2 separate regions of the Homo sapiens genome follow, and region 1 is linked to region 2. A link is a loop called in an ENCODE intact Hi-C map of the cell type or tissue named here. Cell type or tissue: dorsolateral prefrontal cortex. All regions are shown on one strand. Region 1 overlaps ARFGEF3 (ARFGEF family member 3). Region 2 overlaps ARFGEF3 (ARFGEF family member 3).

Region 1 (2,500 bases), 71 kb after region 2:
ATCATGTGGTATACTCAGGAAAGCTCAGAATTAGAGTTTACATACAATTTATTTTTACTTAAAGTGATAAAAACTGAGACGCTCTAAAAATATGCCTAAAGTTAAGAGGAGGTAGCAGGGGATGGTAAAGGGAAGACTCACAGCCCACCAAGTTGCTTCAGTTAACACGATTCAGTAAGCCCTTGAAAATATGGCACTGCAATTTAGAATATTCCAGGGTTAAAGAAAAAAGAGAGAGAAGCTAAATGCAAAATCTACACAACATTAGAGAAAAAGGAACAAAAGTGACAGATCAAAACAAATTCTCAACCATTTTTATGGTTGGCCCAATTACCTTGGAGAAAAGCAAAAGGTTTTTAATAACATTATTGCTAATGTTTAAAATATTCAAATGCTGCTGTGTATAAAAATATACATTAATTCCAATCTGCTGGGGGAAAAAGAACTGTTTTCTCACTATTTCATAGGTTTTATCTCTTAAAAGGTATTGGGAACCTCTCTGAACTCAAAAAGCTAACTATGAAGCAGTTGATACTGACATAAAAAAAATCTGACAAATGCCACCATGGTTTATCCATCGCCACACTGAACAAACTCCTGCAGGCTTCAACTTCACAGTGCTTTTCTCTTAGAGGCCAACCACTTTAAAAAGTATGTATATTTACATAGTCATCACCTTTTTACCATCAGAATTAGATCCATTATGTTTGGTGTAAAACACAAACCAAAAAAATGTATTCAAGCAAATCTGGCTTTTCTTGTTAAACCAAATTTCTTTTTTCTTCCTAGTCTTGCTCTGGACATAAAAGATAATAATCCATTCATCAATCTAACCGTGGAATAAAAAACAAAACAAAATCTTTCCAGTTTACCATCAATTTTTATTATATAGAACCATAGATGTTGAAAGTATACAAGATTTGAATTGGTATGAACTTGTCGTCTCTTTTTTGGGATCCCTTACTCTCCTGAAAGATGTCACACACAAAAAAAATCCCTATCTGTGTGGGCTTAGCTAGGTCCACATGAATCAGTGTCTGATCACAAAGGTTCAACGAAATAATGCTGTGTACAGAGAAATTCTGGTGAATATAAGAAAATCCTGTTATTCTCTATAGTTATTTCCTAGTTCAATCAAATTTCTGCCTGAGTCTTTAAACAGCCAGTATTTAAAATGTTAACTATTTGCCCTTTCAATGCCAAAGTGGCCTGTCAATTTCTATCATCCCATTGCATTCAGTCAAAGCCATACCTGCATCCCTGCCAAAGCATGTTGGGCCAGCTTCACATTCTTGGATTCCAAAGCCAACTGGAGAGGCAGCAGGCATTTCTCCCTGGCAAACACAAAAATAAGGACAACATGTGAGCTCAGTAAAGCTGGCAGTCAAGTGATGTAAGCCTTATGTACACCCACCCCCAAATGCCACTACACACATACACAAAAACTATAACCAATAATAAAAATGCACATGGGCTTAAGAGAAAACACAGCAAAGAAGCTGTGCAGAAATGATAGCCCATCAACCCCTTGCCTTCTTGGTATGGCTACAGGAAGAGCAAACACAAAGACTTTCACTAATTATTACCTGGTACACTCATTAGTACACATTGGGACCCCGGCCAGTCTGTGAACATGCTTTGTTCTTTCCCAAATTAACAGCACTGCTCACACCCAGCACACCTGGGGGTGAACAACTCTAGGAAGCATCATTAAGTAGATTTCTATGCCTTGCTTCTACCTCTTCCTTACCTGGAAATTATATGCATCACCATCAGCACTCTGTCTCATCAATATACATCAAAATTCTATTAGTTTGTCAATTCCTCCTCAACTCAAAGAATTCAACAATTTATAAATTTAACATTTGCTTTATAGTCTCCATCAAGAAGTAGATCTGAGTCTTGTGACAGGTTCTTAATGAACATGTTTCCAAGACAGAAATACAAATGAACCATCAATAGCATTGGCCGATAAGAGGTGCCTAGATGCAACATTATCTAGTGTCAGGGGAGAGACAAAAAAAAAAAAAAAGGAGAGATATTTGGATATTTTAAAGGTTAGGGAAAACAAGGGCATTAAAATATTTTAGGAATAAACCTAAAGAGTTACAAAGACAAAAATGTCTGTTAGAAGCATCTACTCTAAATAATTAAACGACAGACCAAGAATTTTAATCAACCCATTATTTCCCTATGGAGTTACACTGGCACAAAAATAAAATGTGACTTCATTTTACCAGGTTTCTCCACCCCCACTTAAACCAGAGTAGGCCCACTCTTATCTGTTTTATATTTTCAGCATAAACTGAAAGATATATTGATTTTTAGAGTGTGAAAGCTACCACATTAGACTATAGGATTTCATCATTGGAGAAATAAGGGTTACTGCTGTAGAACACAATGAAATACAAAGTTAATTATAGCTCTGATTTCTCCCTGTCCACTCTGCAGCTCTGCTGCTTTTCCATGGAATCCTTCCATCAGCAGCTTCATAACCGAT
Region 2 (2,500 bases):
TCCTTCACTGATGACACCTTTTGACAGATACCTTGCAGAAGGATTAGAGAGACTGCACTTTACATTCTTACTCTTGGATGTGTGGAAAGGTTTGCAATTGCACAGATGTCTTTAATAGCGTACGAGCTTCCTTTTCTAGGAGCCCCAACAGAAGCAGAGGTGGAACGTGCTCCTGCAGGAATGTGCACATCTCCAGAGACACTTCACTTATGCTCATGAAGCAATCACTTATCTTTGGGAATTTACAATTTATCAAGCAAGCAAATGATTATTGATTTCCTTCATGTAGATCCATGGATTTAGGCTCAGGAACTGATAATAGGGCACACCATGGAGTGGCTTGCTCCATCACAGGAGCTAACCACAGGACAACCAACACTCTCATTGTATCCCTTACAGGAAGTGCTTATGAGCAACAGCCAGTGAGCTTAGTTCTGGGTCAACAGTAGGTCTGGGAACATGTTGGAATACGGTGAAGAGTTTTTATAAGTGCACACCTTCAGCCAGGCCTGGTGGCTCATGCCTGTAATCCCAACGCTTTGGGAGGGCAAGGTGGGAGGATTGCTTGAGCCCAGGAGTTCAAGGCTGGCATGGGCAACATAGCGAGACCCTGTCTTTACAAAAAATAATTAAAAAATTAGCCAGGCTTGGTGGTGCACACCTGTAGTCCCAGCTACTTGGGAGTTGAGGTGGGAGGACTGCTTGAGCCCAGGAGTTTGAGGTTGCAGTGAGCCATGCCATGCTCACACCACTGCACTCTAGCCTGGACAACAAAGCGGGGCTCTGTCTCAAAAAAAAGAAAAACACAACTCATTTTCAGCAAATTTCTTGCACATCTTCTGATCTCCCTTAACACGTCAATGATGTGGTTTTGAACAGGTTTTATACACATGTTTAATAATGACATGAGATGAAACTACTGGGTTATCCCTGGGCAGCCATTTCCAGAGCCTCACGTCCATACACTCTTCACTGGAGCCCAGTGGGCAGCTCTGTGCTCACGGTGCTGGGCAACTGTATATCTGTGCCCTTATATATATGTCATCTCCTTCCATCCCCCAAAGTCCCACTGGCATTACCAACCTAGAGCAGTCTGGAACAAAACACGCTGTGCCATCCCACTCAGGGCACTGAGGCTAGGCTGTACACCAGGAAGTTACAGCCTGCCCTCTGCCAGTCCAATGAGGGACGGCACACTCACCATCACGCCTGGCGCCAGGGTCGGCCGCTTCCTGTAGTAGTCACCGTGGGAGAGCTTCAGGTTGAGGAGCAGGGCGCAGTGTGCAGCTGTGTAGAGGCTGTCTGCGTTCATCAGCATCTGGAAGCTGAGGCTGCTATTCCCGTCAAAGCCAGGAGAGTGCATCATGCCTAAGGGAGACAATGAAGGGACTTTTGGGGGTGTGAACAGTGTGCTTGGCAAGGCTGGCTTCCAGAGAGCTGCGAACCCATCGTGAGAGATACTGCATCAATAGGATATTTCTGTATAGCACTGACAGCTAGCCAGGAATATCCTTAGGGCCAGATACACACCCCAGCCTGGTGGCAAAGAGCATGCGCTCAGGAGTGGATCTGCCTGGGCCTGGATCCTGATCTCTTACTTAGCAGCTAGAACTTTGATAAACTCATGTAAACCCTGTAAGTCTCACCTTCTTTTCCTATAATAAGAAGAATTGACTGCATTCTATCCCTAGCTTGAGCCCTCCGGTGGCTCCCTATCACAATGTAATAAAACTCCAACCTCACCCTCCTCTCTCCCTCTCATTCCCCGCAGCCACCCTGACTGCCTGCTGTCCCTCAGCCACACCAGGCCTGGACCTGCCGCAGGGCCTTTGCATTTGTTTTTGTCACTCCTAGAATGATCTCAGGATCTCTGGATGCTGCGCTCCCTCAATTCTGCCAAGTCTCTGCTCAAGTGACAGAGAGACCTTCCCTTTTAATTCCATTATTAAATAGCAAATCCACTCCTGCCCCTCACCAATATGCCGCTTACCCGGCTTTTAAAAAATGGCCTCGATGGCATTTATTCTACCCAGTTTTATATTAACATATACTTGTTTATCATCTGCCATCACCACTATAAAATCAATGAGAGGGTGACATTTCATTCATTTTGTTCACTACAGAATCCCCAATGCCTAGAACAGCATTTGGTACATAGTAGACCCTTAAAAACATTTGCCGAATGAGTAAGAATTAATGGATATGATTGCATGGGAATTAGATGCAATAATGCATGTAAGATGTTTAGAAAAGTTATTAATACAACTTTTCAAAAGGAATAATGTTTCTCGAAAAGCTAAACATAGAATCACTATATGACCCAGCAATTCTACTCCGATATAACCAGAAGGACTGAAAGCAGGGATTTGAACAGACGTTTGTACATCAGTGTTCACTGCAGCATTACTCACAACAGCCAAAAGGTGGAAACAACTGAAGCGCCCATCAACAGATGAATGGATAAGCAAATTGTGGTATGTATATAAAATGGGTATTACTC

The links. Peaks named below come from ENCODE experiments on the same cell type or tissue, not always from the same donor. Only the 100,000 strongest peaks of a DNase experiment are listed, where the experiment ranks them.
Region 1: it touches region 2 in a loop (7-fold over the local background); 3 of 110 quality-filtered maps call a loop at or near these places.

Annotation. Positions count from the first base shown.
Region 1 is chr6:138,205,876-138,208,375 of GRCh38, reverse strand. It overlaps ARFGEF3 (ARFGEF family member 3), which reads right to left. Exons shown (of 34, transcript NM_020340.5): 3 at 1,253-1,334. Among named protein-coding and RNA genes, the nearest start is that of PBOV1, 11 kb to the left of the region's middle. In dorsolateral prefrontal cortex, no CTCF peak of the experiment used is centred here; no DNase peak of the experiment used is centred here; H3K4me3 peaks cover 308 bases; H3K27ac peaks cover 1,526 bases.
Region 2 is chr6:138,277,319-138,279,818 of GRCh38, reverse strand. It overlaps ARFGEF3 (ARFGEF family member 3), which reads right to left. Exons shown (of 34, transcript NM_020340.5): 13 at 1,202-1,368. Among named protein-coding and RNA genes, the nearest start is that of PBOV1, 60 kb to the right of the region's middle. In dorsolateral prefrontal cortex, a CTCF peak has its summit at 1,348; a DNase peak (open chromatin) is centred at 1,358; H3K27ac peaks cover 1,483 bases.